Regions from separate parts of the Homo sapiens genome. Here all the other regions are linked to region 1. Evidence: chromatin contacts called from ENCODE Hi-C or POLR2A ChIA-PET data. All regions are on one chromosome and are shown on one strand. The core of a region is the stretch at or near the end of the contact, and the rest is flanking DNA. Distances in the headings are between cores, read along the strand shown. Region 1 overlaps ACSF2 (acyl-CoA synthetase family member 2). Region 2 holds the start of CACNA1G (calcium voltage-gated channel subunit alpha1 G). Region 3 holds the start of XYLT2 (xylosyltransferase 2).

Evidence for each region. A loop is a pair of places that touch in the nucleus more often than their neighbours do. ChIA-PET counts read pairs that join two places held with the same protein, here RNA polymerase II (POLR2A). Pooled maps may share reads with other maps.
Region 2: a pooled map shows a loop between it and region 1 (2.5-fold over the local background). The contact joins the promoter of CACNA1G here to the enhancer-like site in region 1. A Hi-C loop is called at or near these places in 1 of 50 pooled maps. POLR2A ChIA-PET finds 5 or more read pairs at or near these places in 2 of 52 experiments (HEK293T and K562).
Region 3: a loop to region 1 is called in a pooled map, with 2.0 times the contacts of the local background. The contact joins the promoter of XYLT2 here to the enhancer-like site in region 1. A Hi-C loop is called at or near these places in 1 of 50 pooled maps. POLR2A ChIA-PET finds 5 or more read pairs at or near these places in 5 of 52 experiments (A673, Caco-2, GM12878 and 2 more).

The regions. Positions count from the first base shown.
Region 1 is chr17:50,450,330-50,455,228 of GRCh38, forward strand. The region is part of intron 1 of ACSF2 (acyl-CoA synthetase family member 2); the gene reads left to right. It also overlaps the pseudogene MRPS21P9. Among named protein-coding and RNA genes, the nearest start is that of CHAD, 16 kb to the right of the region's middle. Within about 2 kb of position 2,407, at least 4 of the 41 ENCODE cell types and tissues checked have a DNase peak (open chromatin) inside an H3K27ac peak, as active enhancers do.
Region 2 is chr17:50,557,066-50,561,964 of GRCh38, forward strand. It overlaps CACNA1G (calcium voltage-gated channel subunit alpha1 G), which reads left to right and starts at 3,650. Exons shown (of 38, transcript NM_018896.5): 1 at 3,650-4,636. The coding sequence starts at 4,395. It overlaps CACNA1G-AS1 (CACNA1G antisense RNA 1), which reads right to left. Exons shown (of 2, transcript NR_038439.1): 1 at 4,863-4,899; 2 at 1-393. RefSeq lists enhancers at 3,200-3,249, 4,609-4,899 and a silencer at 3,470-3,849.
Region 3 is chr17:50,343,536-50,348,434 of GRCh38, forward strand. It overlaps XYLT2 (xylosyltransferase 2), which reads left to right and starts at 2,591. Exons shown (of 11, transcript NM_022167.4): 1 at 2,591-2,740. The coding sequence starts at 2,606. RefSeq lists silencers at 2,378-2,577, 2,638-2,737, 2,808-2,897, 3,713-4,007.

The sequences.
Region 1 (4,899 bases), core at 1,157-3,656:
TCTCTACCAAAAAATACAAAAATTAGCCAGGTGTGGTGGCACACACTTGTAATCCCAGCTACTCAGGAGGCTGAGGTGGGAGAGTCGCTTGAACCCAGGAGGCAGAGGCTGCAGTGAGCCAAGATCATGCCACTGCACTCCAGCCTGGGAGATAGAGTGATACTTTGTCTCAAAAAAAAAAAAAAAAGTGATCCTGCGAGCCATTTCCATTTTGTGGATTTGCTGGCAGGTTTCAGAACTCTCCTGCTGTCACTGTCAGCATAGCTTCTCATAGTACTACCAATGCTTAATGTCCTTAATGAGTTCATCCACGGTGAGGACTCTCTTTAGGGTCCTGTATGTGCCTTCCACATTCCCTTCCTGTGCCATCATACTCCTGGCAATGAACTTCAGGTTTTAAATCCATGAGCTTGGATCTAAGTCTCCACTCTGCCAAACCTGATGTTCCATACCCATTTGACCTCTGTAATCCAAATAATAGATTCCATTGTAGGGATGGATATGCCACATTTTGTTTATCCGTTCATCTGTTGCTGGACATTTGGTTTGTTTCCGCCTTTTGGGTATTGTGAATAGTGCTGCTGTAAACATTCATGTACGGGTTTTTGTTTGTTTTGTTTGAGACAGAGTTTCACTCTGTCACCCAGGCCTGTTGTGTAGTGGTGTAATGGTAGCTCGCTGTAGCCTCGACCTCTCAGGCTCAAGTGATCCTTCAGAGTAGCTAGGCCTCCGGAGTAGCTGGGACTACAGGTGTGCACCACCATGCCCAGCTAACTTTTAAATTTTTTTTGTAGAGATGGAATCTCACTATGTTGCCCAGACTAGTCTCAAACTCCTGGGCTCAAGCGATCCTCCCACCTTGGCTCAGAGAGTACTGGGCTTACAGGCATGAGCCACTGTGCCTGGCCCAAGTTTTTGTTTGAACACATGTTTTCAGTTCTTTTGGGCATATATTATAACTAGGAGTGGAATTGCTGGGTTATATGCTAATTCTATATTTAACTTTTTGAAGAGCCACCACACTGTTTTCCAAGCAGCTGAATCATTTTACATTCCCACTAGCAATATATAAGGATTACAGTGTCCTCACATGCTTGCCAACACTTGTTATTTTGTTTTTTTATTTTTTATTTTTTTGAGACAGAGTTTTGCTCTTGTCACCCAGGCTGGAGTGCAATGGCACAATGTTGGCTCATTGCAAACTCCACCTTTCAGGTTCAAGCGATTCTCCTGCCTCAGCCTCCCAAGTAGCTGGGATTACAGGCACCCATAACCACACCCGGCTAATTTTTGTATTTTTAGTAGAGACAAGGTTTCATCATATTGGCCAGGCTGACCTCGAACTCCTGACCTCTGGTGATCTGTTCGCCTTGGCCTCCCAAAGTGCTGGGATTATAGGCGTGAGCCACCGCGCCCAGCCCTTGATTTTATTTTATTTTTTTGCCTTCCAAGTGAGCATGATGTGGTACCTCATTGTGGTTTTAATTTGCGTTTCATCTGCTTGTTAGCCATTCATAGATTACCTTCAGCAAGATGTCTACTATTTTTTAATTGAGTCATTATGTGCATTATTTTTAATTCATTCATTTGGTCATTCATCTGAGCACCTCTTATGTTCCTGGCACTCAGACACTTGGGATAAAGCAGTGAACACATTAGTTGCCAACACTGGAAAGTCAAGAGAATTCTTAAAAAATAAAATTTCTTGCTCCTGACTTCTCTACTCAGATCTGGGCCTGAGTTCTCAGGAGCCAGCCCTCTGCTGGCACCTTTAAGGTGGGGCTGTGCTTTGTTTCTTCAAGGCTCCTATCTGGTCTCAGTCCCACCTGGGCCCTGAGAGCCTTGGGTTTTACAACACCCATGCTAAGTAGCTGATGCCTTTCCAAGTAGTTACTTTAGTTCTGAGTTGAGAACAACTGGCACTGCTGTTTTTCCTCTAACTCCTTAAGCTTCCCATGTCGCATTGAAAAAAAAAATTCCTAAAACCAAATCCCTTTAAGAATAGAAGTTGGGGCACCGTGGCTCATACCTGTAGTCCCAGCTACTTGGGAGGCTAAGATGGGAAGATCTCTTAAGCCTGAGAGCTTGAGGCTTCAGTGAGCAGTAATTGTGCCACTGCACTACAGCCTGGGTGACATAGTGAGTCTCAAAACAAAACGAAAAAATAGAAAAAGAAGTGTCGGGTCGAGGGGTGGGGCCGGGGGAGGGAGAGCATCAGGGTAAATAGCTAATGCATGCAGGGCTTAATACCTAGGTGACAGGTTGATAGGTGCAGCAAACCACCATGGCAAACGTTTACCTGTGTAACAAACCTGCACGTTCTACACGTGTATCCCAGAACTTAAAATAAAGTTAAAAAAAAGAAAGAAAGAAAGAAAAAGAAGTGGCCACCCTTTATGCCCCAGGCATTTGTGGTGTGGGCAAGGAAGGAGAATTGGTTTGTTTATGCTTCCTCTTTCGAAATGATGGGTGGGTCCTATGTTTATGAGCACATTGCATTGATATGAGTTTGTAGAACTCTTTTAATTCCTTGGAAGAGCCACCTGTTTCCAACTCAACCCTGCCCTACCCTGGTCCCAGTTTCTTGGGATCAGTTAGTAGAAATTGTGGAATAATAAAATTGAGGTTATATTATCTCTGATGATCAGATAGGAGATAAATTCCAAACCAGAAGGAACAGGAATCACCTATGCCCTCTCCTTTCTCCCAGATCTGAGGGTGGGGCATGGGCAGGCATGGCTGTAACGTTGAGGCAGTTGCACCGGGTCCTCTGCTCCTGGCTCGGGTGTTCATCCGCCACGTGATCCACTTGATCTCTTTGTACTTCAGCTTCTTTACCTGTGGAATGGGAGTTCATGATACTCACCTGCATTTTTTTAAACATTTTTTTAAAATTTGGGACGGAGTTTCACTCTGTGGGCCAGGCTGGAGTGCAGTGACACAATCTCGGCTCACTGCAACCTCTACCTCTTGGATTCAAGCTTCTCCTGCCTTGGCTTCCTGAGTAGCTGGGATTACAGGCACACACCACCACACCCAGCTAATTTTTTGTATTTTTAGTAGAGACGGGGTTGCACCATGTTGGCCAGGCTGGTCTCAAACTCCTGACCTCAGATGATCCACCCACCTCAGCCTCCCAAAATGTTGGGGTTACAGGCGTGAGCCACCGCGCTCGGCCTCACCTGCATTTTTCTAGGATTATATTAGTGTGTCTCAAAGAAACCCAAACTGAGAGTGACTGAAAGAAGATGGGGGCAAGGGAATGGTTGTGTGTCTTGACTATTATCAATATCAATATCCTGGCTATAATATTGTACTATAGTTTTGCAAGATGTTAACATTGGGAAAATTTGAATATTGATGCTGAAGAATGCATGAGCTATTTCTGTATTGTTTCTTTTTTGTAGTTTTTTGTGGTTGTTGTTTTGGGTTTGTGTGTGTGTGTGTGTGCTGTTGTTGTTGTTGTTGTTGTTGTTTCTGAGACAGGCTCTTGCTCTGTTGCCCAGGCTGGAGTGCAGTGGGTGTAATCAACCTTGAACTACTAGGCTCAAGAGATCTTCCTGCCTCAGCGTCCCAAGTAGCTAGGAGTACAGGTGCATGCTACTATGCCTAGCTAATTTAAAAAAAAAAAAATTGCCAGCCTGGGCAACATGGCAAAACCCCATCTCTACAAAACATACAAAAAAATAGCCAACCATGGGGTCATACACTTGTAGTCCCAGCTACACAGGAGGCTGAGGTGGGAGAATCACATGAGCCCGGGAGGTCCAGGCTGCAGTCAGTGAGCCATGACTACACCACTGCACTCAAGCCTGAGCGACAGAGTAAGACCGTCCCAAATTTTTTTTTTTTTTTTTTTTTTTTTAGAGACAGGGTCTTGCTCTGTCACCCAGGCTGGTCTCAAACTCCTGGGCTTGAGCAATTCCCCTGCCTTGGCCTTCCAAAGTGCTGGGATTACAGGCATGAGCCACCGTACCTGGCCTGAATATCATTTCTTACATCTGCATATCAATCTACAAATATCCCAAAATAAATAATTTAATTTTCAAAAGCAAAAAAAAGAAAAAAGAAAGGAGATGGGAGTTTCTTTATCTGGGAGACAGCCAGTCTGTGACTGGTGTGGTAGCTCCTGCTGTCCAGGCGTCAGGCTCCTCTCTTGTTGCTCTGTGGTGCCCCAAATCACTATGTGGTCCAAAATGCTACCATTCTTTTCCCGTCACAAGCAGCATTCCAGCCTGAGGAAGAAAAAAAAGAGAAGATGTCCCTTCCTCTGAAAGTTTCTTCTCTGAAGTTGCACACACTATCTCTCTTTAAACCCCACTGGCCAGGACCTCACCATCTGGCCAGATCGGCTGCCGGGGAAGCTTGGAAACCTGGTCTTTATTCCACACAACGTGGCCAGCTAGATGTCTGAGGGTGTGTCATGAGAGAAGAAGGACCTATTGGGGTTTCTGTCACACCACCTGTCAGAGCCGCTGTGAAGACACAGGAGAAAACACATATGCCAATTGAACTGGATTTTTTTTTTTCCCCCATAAATCAGCCTGCCGATTTCCCAATTAGAATTTCCAGGAGACCACTGTTTGGTCTGAAAACCATGGTGAATAATGGAAAACCAAGTTCCAAACTAAATGGGACTCCTGGTCATTGTGAGAATAGGAGGATGCTTGTTGTGAGGCTGAACACCTGCCGTCCGGCTGGAGTGTGCAGTGGCACCATCTTGGCTCACTGCAACCTCCGCCTCCCGGATTCAAGAGATTTTCCTGCCTCAGCCTCCCGGGTAGCTGGGACTACAGGCGTGCACCACCACGCCTGTTTTATTTTTGTATTTTTAGTAGAGATGGGGTTTCACCATGTTGGCCTGGCTGGTCTCAAACTCCTGACCTCAGGTGATCCACC
Region 2 (4,899 bases), core at 2,400-4,899, 110 kb after region 1:
GGATGGAGCATGGTGAAGCACAGGTGGCCTTTTTGGCAGCCCCAGCCCTGGCTTTGGAACAGTCTGGGCAGTGTGCCAACCCCTCTTGCCACTGTCGTCCCATTGACCCTCATGAATGAGTTGCGAAGGCAGTTACCTTCAGCCTCCTATGGATAAATATTCGAGGCCCAGAGAGGGTAAGAGACCTGCCTGCGACCCCTCAGCACTTCTGTTTCTCTCTGGGGTCTTGAGGGTACAATAAAGACCCCTAAGGCTTCCTCTTCTCGCAGGAGGTCCAGGCGCAGCTGTGGGGGAGGGTGCCCTTGGTGTCTTCTGTCCCTGCAGCCAGTCTGCTTTCTACTCGGCAGCTCCTCTCTCCCTCCTGGGATGAGATGTGCACGCGATGATGGGATTCTGTAAATGGGTTGGGAAGAAGGAGTTACCTCCTTAAAGGGTTAGTTCTCCCAGGAGTGCTCGAATTTCTAAAGGGGGCAGGGTCCCACATAAATCTCACTCAGAAGCAGGATTATAAGAGTTCCTGCAGCATCCCTTCCCCTTTGCTGGTCCCTCTTGAGTGTGCACCCTGTTCTACCAGCGGAACACCTGCGGGCCAGGGTCACTGGAGACAGGGCCATACCGTCTGGGCAGTCACTTAAGTAACTTCATCATTCTGAGCACCCCCCTTCCTTATCTGAAAGGTGGGGGGCCATCCACCCAGCTCTCAGGGCTGTTAAGGTGACTAAATGGGATAATGGTTGTATCATCCCTGAGCAAAGGGTATCACAGATGGGAAGATTATCTTAGCTCCGCAGGGAGCCAGATGGGCTGTGAGGGAGGGGTAAAGGCAGGGCTGGAGGGGGCTGGAGGGGCTGGCTGAGCAGGGTATATATGGGGGGGGTTCTTCCTCAAACCCAGAAAAACTCTTAGTTAGGCTTAGTGTCTTTGTTGAGAAACTGAGGCCCAAAGAAAGGAATTTCTTGTCCCTTTGTTTCCCTTTCCCTGCCTGAGGTCATTCATTCACCTAACAACTTTGTGCCCGACACTAGACAAGGCCCTAGTGAGCAAAATGAACATAGCCCCTCTGGGAACACAGAGCCTAGATAGGGAGATGATCATTTCATTACTGCAAACACAAACATATAATCCCAGCCTGGGCTAAGTGCTGTGAAGTTCCAGACTTGTGTCTGGCTCGGTGCTGTATCCTAAGCACCTTGGCACTTAAGTGGCATTGAAATACTTGCTGGAAAGAAGGCCACTCTGAGGAGGTGATGTCAGAGCTGAGGCTTGGAGGGCTGGAGTTAAATAAAGATGGTTTCAGGTCTTCTTTGCCTTCCCTGTAGGTTCTGCCTCTGCCTCCTCTCTGGCACTCAGGCTAAGGGTAAGCATCTCCGACTGGCCATCAGCCCCAACATGCCGAGTACAGGGATCAGATCCTGTCTTGCGTGGCCGGTCTCCCCTAGGTCCTGAACCCAGGGAAGTGCATGTGGATCTCAATTTATCTAGATGGTGCGTTTGTGCCTGCCCTCCTTTCGGGCATGTTCTAGAACAGAGTTCAGTCCAGAGCCCAGGGGTGGCCGGGATGATGGATGAGGGTGTGGGGCCTGCTGACCACCAGGGGACCTGATCATTGGGCTGGGCCAGCCTCTCTGTCCTCATTTTCCCCTCTGCAAAGAAGGGGTGTTGGGCGTCCCTACTTCTCGCGCCAGCCCCGGGGCCTCTATCCTGGCGGGAAGGGCAGGCCGACCCGGCAGACTGCGGCCTCTCGGGAGGGAAGAAGGTGTCAGACGCGCGGAGCAACCATAAATAGCCCCCCTTTCCCAGAAGACGGCACGGGGTTCAAGACTCAGGCGCCGCATACTCAGAATGAGAGCAGAGACTCCCGCCAGGAAAAAAAGGCACTTAGGGGATCTGCTCATTAGCATGAAATGCAAATGAGCCCGCCCGGCCTCATTTACACAACTCTGTGCATGGATTCGGCGAAAGGGCAACCAGGGAGACGACGGCGCAGCAGCCACTCTGCCACTTCCCCCATCCCCTCCCCCCATCGGCCGGGGCGGGAACTGAGACGACCCCAACCCTCTGCGGTGGCGGGAGGTGCGCGGGGGCTGCGTGGGTGGTGCAGCCTTAGGAGAGTGAACAACGCCCAGGGGTGATGGCCTCAGCAAAGTGAGGGGTGGTGATGGAGGTCATCCGACCCATCCCGCCGCCTCTCCGCAGTGGCGCAAGCGCCCCAAAATCTCCGGAGAGGGAACTGACTGACCCACTAGGTTCCGCCGTGTCTACCTCTCGCAGATGTTGGGGAAGTGCTTCCCGGCGTCTAATCCTCGCTGTTCCCCCCTCCACCGGCGCCCAGCACACCCGCGGCGCTCCGCTCCCGGGTACCCACAGCTTTCTGGAGTGGCGCCGGCGGCAGGAGAGAGCTAGAGCCGACTGAGCCCCAGAACTCGGGGAGGTAGGCGGGGCAAGGGCCGGGGTCTGCGCGTGCGTGTGCACGCGTGGAAAGCACAAACCCACGAGGGCCCGCTGCCGGTAGGGTTAAGGTGAGTGAGTGAAGGCGGCAGACCCGCGAAGTTCCAGTTCCGCGGACACTCTTTCCCTAAGCCACATAGGGACTTAAGAGAAACTGAGGCACGAAGTTGGGGGGTGGCGGTGGTGGGGACTTTGAAGGTCGAGTCGATAAAGCCCAGCTCTGTGCTTCCGCCCCCTCCCACACACTCGAGACCCCCACAGGTTCCTTCTTAGGGGTCCTCGCTCTGCTCCGCAGCCCCTCCTGGGGATCCGGGCTCTGCGGTCCAGCGCGACCTGCCTGGGGCCACGTGTTCAAGCACGAAGCCCCTGCGTGGAGTCCACGCCCTTCAAAAGGTCCCTAGGGGCAAAGGGATGAAGCCCAGGAGCGTCAATGTGAGGTCAGGTCCAGCGGGTTAGGGTTACGAGGTCAGGGTCGAAGTCTCAGAATTGACTCGGGAGTATGACCAATAAGCCCAAGAGATTTGTGGAGGCCACGCCCAGACCATGCCTACCCTAGCCTTTCTCGAGCTCCGCCCGTTTCTCCAAGACTGGGCCCCTCCAGCCTGAAGCCCCACCCCCAGGACATCCAGCTCCGCTCCTTCCCTCCCCCAGTCCCGCAGCCAAGCTCAACTCCAGGGTGGGAGATTAACCAGGTGGAGACCTGGGATTTCGCTCTGGGACCCCCTGGTGACAACCCTCACCCCCGTGCCGCCTGTCTCCTTTCTTCCCCAGGCCCGCCCAGAGCTGAGCTCCGTCCTCCGGCTGCTGCCCAAATCAGGGGTCGTGGACAAAGGATGCCTGGGGCCTGCGGCCCTACGCCAGGACCCCGCGCCGAATACTCTGATTCTTCGGGCTCCCTCCAAGGGAGTCCCAAAGACCCCAATGGCCAATAGGAAAGTGGGTTCGGTCTGGGCAGCAGTCTGATTGGCTCCAGCCTTCGGGAGCGGACCCAGGGGCAAGGGGAGGGGAGAGGGGCGGTCCTGGGTTTTGGGGTGGGAATCGGATTCCAGCTGTGGTTCTCTCCCTGCGCTCCCGCCCGCACTGCCACGGCGGACGGCCAATGGGCGCGCGGCTCGGGGCCGGCGGCGTCCGGCGATTGGCTGCGGGGCTGTCTGGGGGCGGGGCCGAGGCTTGAAGTTGAAGTGAGGGATCCAGCTGTGGTGTGCGCGGGGCTCCTCGCCGCCGCTTTCGCTCGCTCGCTCCGCGTCTCGGCCGGAGGAGGAGGCTGTGGCGCCGGCGACAGCTACGGCAGCGGCAGCCACCGCGGCGGCTGCGGCGGCGGCATCTCCGCCTCCACTCCCGCCCGGGACTGCCCCCCACTGTCTCCCCGCCCCTCCCGGACAGTGAGCCCGCGGCGGGGCGGGGGAAGGAGCCGCCCCCACCCCCTCCAAGCCCACCCCTAAAGAGATCCCTCCTCCCCTCCCCCGCCGCCTGGCGCGGAGCCGGGACGATGCTGACCCCTTAGATCCGGCTCCAGCTGCGCCGCGGGAAGAGGGGGCGCCCCTCCCCGGACCCCCGCCCTCCGCCGCTGCCCCCCTTTTCGTTCGCCCTCTCGGGGCGGCTTCGCCGAAGGTAGCGCCGAATCCGGCAACCGGAGCCTGGGCGCGAAGCGAAGAAGCCGGAACAAAGTGAGGGGGAGCCGGCCGGCTGGCCCGGGAAGCCCCAGGGGCGCAGGGGAAGCGGGACTCGCGCCGGGCGGGGTTTCCCTGCGCCCCGGCGCCCCGCGGGCAGCATGCCCCTGCGGGCAGGGGGAGCTGGGCTGAACTGGCCCTCCCGGGGGCTCAGCTTGCGCCCTAGAGCCCACCAGATGTGCCCCCGCCGGGGCCCCCGGGTTGCGTGAGGACACCTCCTCTGAGGGGCGCCGCTTGCCCCTCTCCGGATCGCCCGGGGCCCCGGCTGGCCAGAGGATGGACGAGGAGGAGGATGGAGCGGGCGCCGAGGAGTCGGGACAGCCCCGGAGCTTCATGCGGCTCAACGACCTGTCGGGGGCCGGGGGCCGGCCGGGGCCGGGGTCAGCAGAAAAGGACCCGGGCAGCGCGGACTCCGAGGCGGAGGGGCTGCCGTACCCGGCGCTGGCCCCGGTGGTTTTCTTCTACTTGAGCCAGGACAGCCGCCCGCGGAGCTGGTGTCTCCGCACGGTCTGTAACCCATATCCTTCGGGGCACGACGGCCAGGCGCGGGGTCAGAAGGGGGACGGGCCGCACCGCCGGGGGTCGGGGGGGAAGAAGACCCACCGCCAGGTGAGTCGAAGTGAGCCCGGAGGGTAGGCGGATGGGGGGGGGGCTGCCAGGGAGGGGAGGGGGCACCAGAGTGGGAGCGGAGACGCGAGCAGGTCTCGTCGGTAACCCGGGCTTACCCCACCTGCGTACACACACCTCAGTCTTCCTGGGTTGGGGGGGTGGGGATCCAGGC
Region 3 (4,899 bases), core at 1,341-3,840, 110 kb before region 1:
TTGCCATGTTGCCCAGGCTGGTCTCAAATTCCTGGGCTCAAGCGATCCTCCTATCTCAGCCTCCTGAGTAGCTGGGAATTACAGGCACCACAATAACCAGATAACGAATTTGTTTAAAAAAAAAAAAAAAAAACAACAGTGGGCTGGGCTCGGCGGCTCATGCTTGTAATCCCAGCACTTTGGGAGGCCGAGACAGGTGGATCACAAGGTCAGGAGTTTGAGAATAGCCTGGCCAACATGGTGAAACCCCGTCTCTACTAAAAATACAAAAATAAGCCGGGCATGGTGGCGCGCACCTATAACCCCAGCTACTCGGGAGACCAAGGCAGGAGAATTTCTTGAATCCGGGAGGCAGAGGTTGCAGTGAGCCGGGATTGTACCACTGCACTCCACCCTGGGTGGCAGAACGAGACTCAAAAAAAAAAAAAAAAAAAAAAAAAAAAAAAAAAAGCCAGGCGCGGTGGCCACGCCTGTAATCCCAACACTTTGGGAGGCTGAGGTGGGCAGATCATGAGGTCAGGAGATTGAGACCATCCTGGCTAACACGGTGAAACCCCGTCTCTCCTAAGAATACAAAAAAAAAAAAAATTAGCCAGTCGTGGTGGTGGGCGCCTGTAGTCCCAGCTACTACTTGGGAGGCTGAGGCAGGAGAATGGCGTGAACCTGGGAGGCAGAGCATGCAGTGAGCCGAGATCGCGCCACTGCACTCCAGCCTGGGCAACAGAGCAGACTCCGTCTCAAAAAAAAAAAAAAAAAAAAGAGAGAAATGGGGGAAAGGAAAGGAAAGGATAGCCACTAAAATGTTAATGATGATCATCTTAAGGGGTGGGATTGTAGGTGACTTTTACTTTTTTTCTTATTCGTTTAGTGTTTAAATGTTATATAATGGATATTTATTACTTATATAATCAGTGAAAAATAAAGCTATTTTCATTGTTGTGGGGGGAATTCTTGGCAGGTAGAAGTCCCTAGAGGATCTGATTTAATGAGCACACAAGATCAATATTTAATTAACATATCAATTGCCGGGATGTCAACTGATGTTTTCCAAAATCATTGAAGTGTAGGCTCTCTTAAGTAGCCAAACTGTCGTCGGAAACATAGTTTACAATTCTCCCATTTAACAAACGCGGAGGAACAGAATGATTACAAATGCTAAAGCGCAGAAGACGATTAAAGGAGGTTATTTATGTACCATCAAATGCTTGTGTATCCTGTACACATCAGTTTAGAATTCTCTCATCAACCCAACCTTGTGGCAACTTCCAAACCCCTCCATCATGGCCTTCTAACTTTTCAAACTTTTTTTTTTGTAAGCCACTTCTCTTTCCAGACCTCTCTGTAGTGGTTCCTAACGTCTTCCCTTTAAACCTTCTAACTTGTGTTTGCTATTTTTATGACTTCCTCCTCCCAGTGCCTGGCTTCCCCAGCTGGGGATTCACCTTGCTTTGGTGGCCACTGTTTTGCTCTTCTCGCCTTCCCTCTCTCCATGGGCCTGCCAGGCTTAGGGAAGGCCGCAGGTGCTTAGACCTTGTCCAATGCGGTGCTCATTGAACACGCCGGGTTCTCAAACAAATGTTAGGGACAGCTGGTTAGACGGGAATCTGGGCCTCCCCTGCTTGCTTTCCGCAACATTTCTTGAGCATTGCTGGGTGTCCAAGGCAGGGCGAGATCCCAGAGCAGTCACGACCGGATGTATGATTGGTGCTCACTGCACAGTGCTGGGGACGCACAGGGAGGATGCCACTGATGGTGTAGGGGGTGGGGACTTGGCAGAGGGAGCAGCATGTGTCGAGGTCTACTGGTTCTCCAAGTTTGGTCCCAGAGCAAAGGCATCAGCATCACCTGGGAACCTGCTGAAAATTCTAATGCTTAGGCCTCACTACCGACCTACCAAAGCAGACACTCTGGGGGAGGGAGGAGGGGCACTAAAAATCTGTTTTATCAAGACCTCCAAGAGACTCCAACACACGCTAGAGTAGTTTGAGAACCACGACTCTGGGAGCGGCCTGAGGATGCTTAGGATGAGCGCAGAGCGGAAAGGAGGATTCGTGAAGGCTCTCTGATGCCAGTCAAGGGGTTAGACTTTGCCCCGCAGGTGCGGCCTCCAGGTTTTTAAGCAGACGCCTGTGGCTCTCACACGCCCTCTCCCAAGGCGGCGTCTCTGGGAGCCCTGGCGTTCCCTGGGCCCCCGGGACCGAGAGCTTACCCGCGTGGGACTGAACTCGCCCACGACCCCCGACACCAGGCAAGAGAGGTTGTGCCGCAGACCCTCCACTCCCCAGCACCAGGCGCTCGCCGTCCAGGTGGAGGGGAGCACACGTGGGAGCCAGGGGCACCGGCGGAGACACGAGCGCAGAAGGCACGCGCTCAAGCCCACGCCCGCGACTGCCGGGACTGAAGGTGTTGCGAGCCCCGGCTCCACCCCTAGCCTGCGGTGCGCCGTGCTTTGGCCCCGCAGGCCCCGCCCCCGGCCCCGCCCCGGCGCGCGCCCGGCCCGCCTCCCTAGGCGTGGAGGAGGGGGGGCGGCTCAGCCCCGCGCCCGTGCGCGCGCTCGCGGCCGGGTTGCAGGGCTGGGCGCGCGCCCCGCGTCCCGGGCAGGAAGATGGTGGCGAGCGCGCGAGTGCAGAAGCTGGTGCGGCGCTACAAGCTGGCGATTGCCACGGCGCTGGCCATCCTGCTGCTGCAGGGCCTGGTAGTGTGGAGCTTCAGCGGCCTGGAGGAGGACGAGGCGGGCGAGGTGCTCCGACGGCCGGGCGGGCGGGCAGGCCGGGCGCGGGGGCGCGCGGGGTCCTGGCGGGGCTGCGGGCGGCCCCAGCCGGGGAAGTGGGGCACGGGCCGCGTGCGTGCGTGCGGGGCGCCGGCGGTCGCCCAGAGCGGAGCATCCGGCCCCCGGCACTCCCTTCCCCAGCAGGCCTAGGGAGCTGCGCGCGGGGGCAGTGCGTGACCTGGAGACCCGGGCCCTGGTGGATTGGGAGTCGGGCGGGGGGAGCAGGTCATGCTAGGGTGGTCTCCGGCCAAGGGAGCGATGAAGGTCAGGCGCGGCGAGCGGGGCTGGGAGGCGGGGCTGGGCCCGAACCTGCTCGGAGGTGGGGAGCCCCAGGCCAAACTTTCTGAAGTTGGGAGGGGGCGGGGATATGCGCGCCGTGGGCGGAGGAGTAGGGCCAAGGGACTCAGGGCGTCCTTCCCCAGCTGAGCCCGAGGGGCAGCGGCCGGTGAGGAAGGGGAGCTCGGGGGTGGAATTCAGGCCTGGGACAAAGTGTGTACCCGGGAACTGAAGGAACAGGGAGTGACGCCGAAGGAGAGAACTGGAGTATTCCCGAGGTGTGGCTTCCTCAGCCGGGGGTTTGAAGAACCTGGATGGGTCTCCGGAGGGCAGGGAGAGGAGGAACTGAGCTGGTGAGTTGGCCTCAGGACCTTAGGGAATTAGGGAGGGGCCCTCTGGCTTTAAGGGAATGGGGACTGTAACAGAGCCCCAGCCGCAGAGCAGGGGCAACCAACAGCCGTCTCAGCCCCCAAGTCCCTGCCTCGAGGGTCTTTCTCCCTCTTCCCCGATGTGGTTTCAGCGGGAGGCTCAGACACCTCAGCGGTGTGGTGAGGAAGGGTCCATTGGGTCTGGGTTCGTGCTGCGGAGATGGAGAGGACAGGCCACACCACAGCCCTAAGCTGTGGCCCAGAGGTCAGGACCTCCCTGCCCCCAGCGCCCCTGTTCTGCTGCCTCCAGGGCTCCGGGTCAGAGACTCTATCTGCTGCTGTCCTCCGGCAAGCCCCGATACCCGCGACCCCTTACCGCATCTCGCCAGTCTGGAAGGCCTGGTGTGGAGACAGAAGAGCTGCCCTTGCCTTTTTTTGGGAGAACCCAGAGGGTGGGATGGTGATGGGGGCTGGAACAGAGTCACATGAGACCATAACTCCAAAAGGAGGTGGGGGCGGGGGTGGGGCTGGCTCCGTGACATCCGTGGGGTGTAGACCTACAAGTAGGACAAGCAAGTAGGAGAGTGTTTCAGGCCCAGTGTAAGAAGACTGTTTGGGCAGATGGGACATTCCAAGATGGAATGGGCTGCCAAAGCAGTTAGGGAGCCCTCTGACCCTGGAATATGTGACCACTCTGGGCTACCGCCCCCATCCCCCACCACCTCCTCCTCCAGCTTCCTGGCTGAATGAATAGGGGAATCCTGGGCTGGAATGTTTGAAAAAGCTTGTGCGGTCCAGGCACCCATTGCTGCTTGGACCCCCTCAGCTGCTCCCTCACCTGACTCTGGGGTTGCCAGGCAGCATAACGGGGTGCATGGGAAGGTGAGTGCTGAAGCTGGACCACCCACTTCACCACTCTCTTCCAGCTCTGACCCTGAGAAGACCACCAGCAAATCACTTTGCCTCCTCCCTTATCCTTATCAGTATCCCTCCTCAAGATGGGGATAATAATGGCACCTCCCGTGTTAGGTGATTATAAAGATTAAGTGAAAATGATGCCTGTGAAGCACTTGCAGGAGTTCCTGGCACATGCTCAGCTGTCAGTAAATAAATAACTCTTATTATCCCAGCACTGTGCATTGGGAATACGATTCATTCATTCATTCATTCATTCCACAAATAGGTGTGAAGTCCTACTTTGTACTAGACACTGTGCTAATACTGGGGATACAAAAATAAAATAGATGAGGTCTCTGCCCTCATGGACAGGTAATCTACAGAGAGAAACAGACAGCGAAAAGGAATTTAATAGAATTACAAAGGGGTTGGCTTAGATCAGGGGGTCAGGAAAGGCTTCTCACAGGAAGAGGTGGGCAGGAGAGTTCAGGCAGAAGGCCTGAGGAGAATGGGCTTAGCTGGGCACCCTTGAGGAATGGACAGGAGGGTGTGGTGCTTTCCCTGAAAGAAGGTTCCATTCTGTGCGGC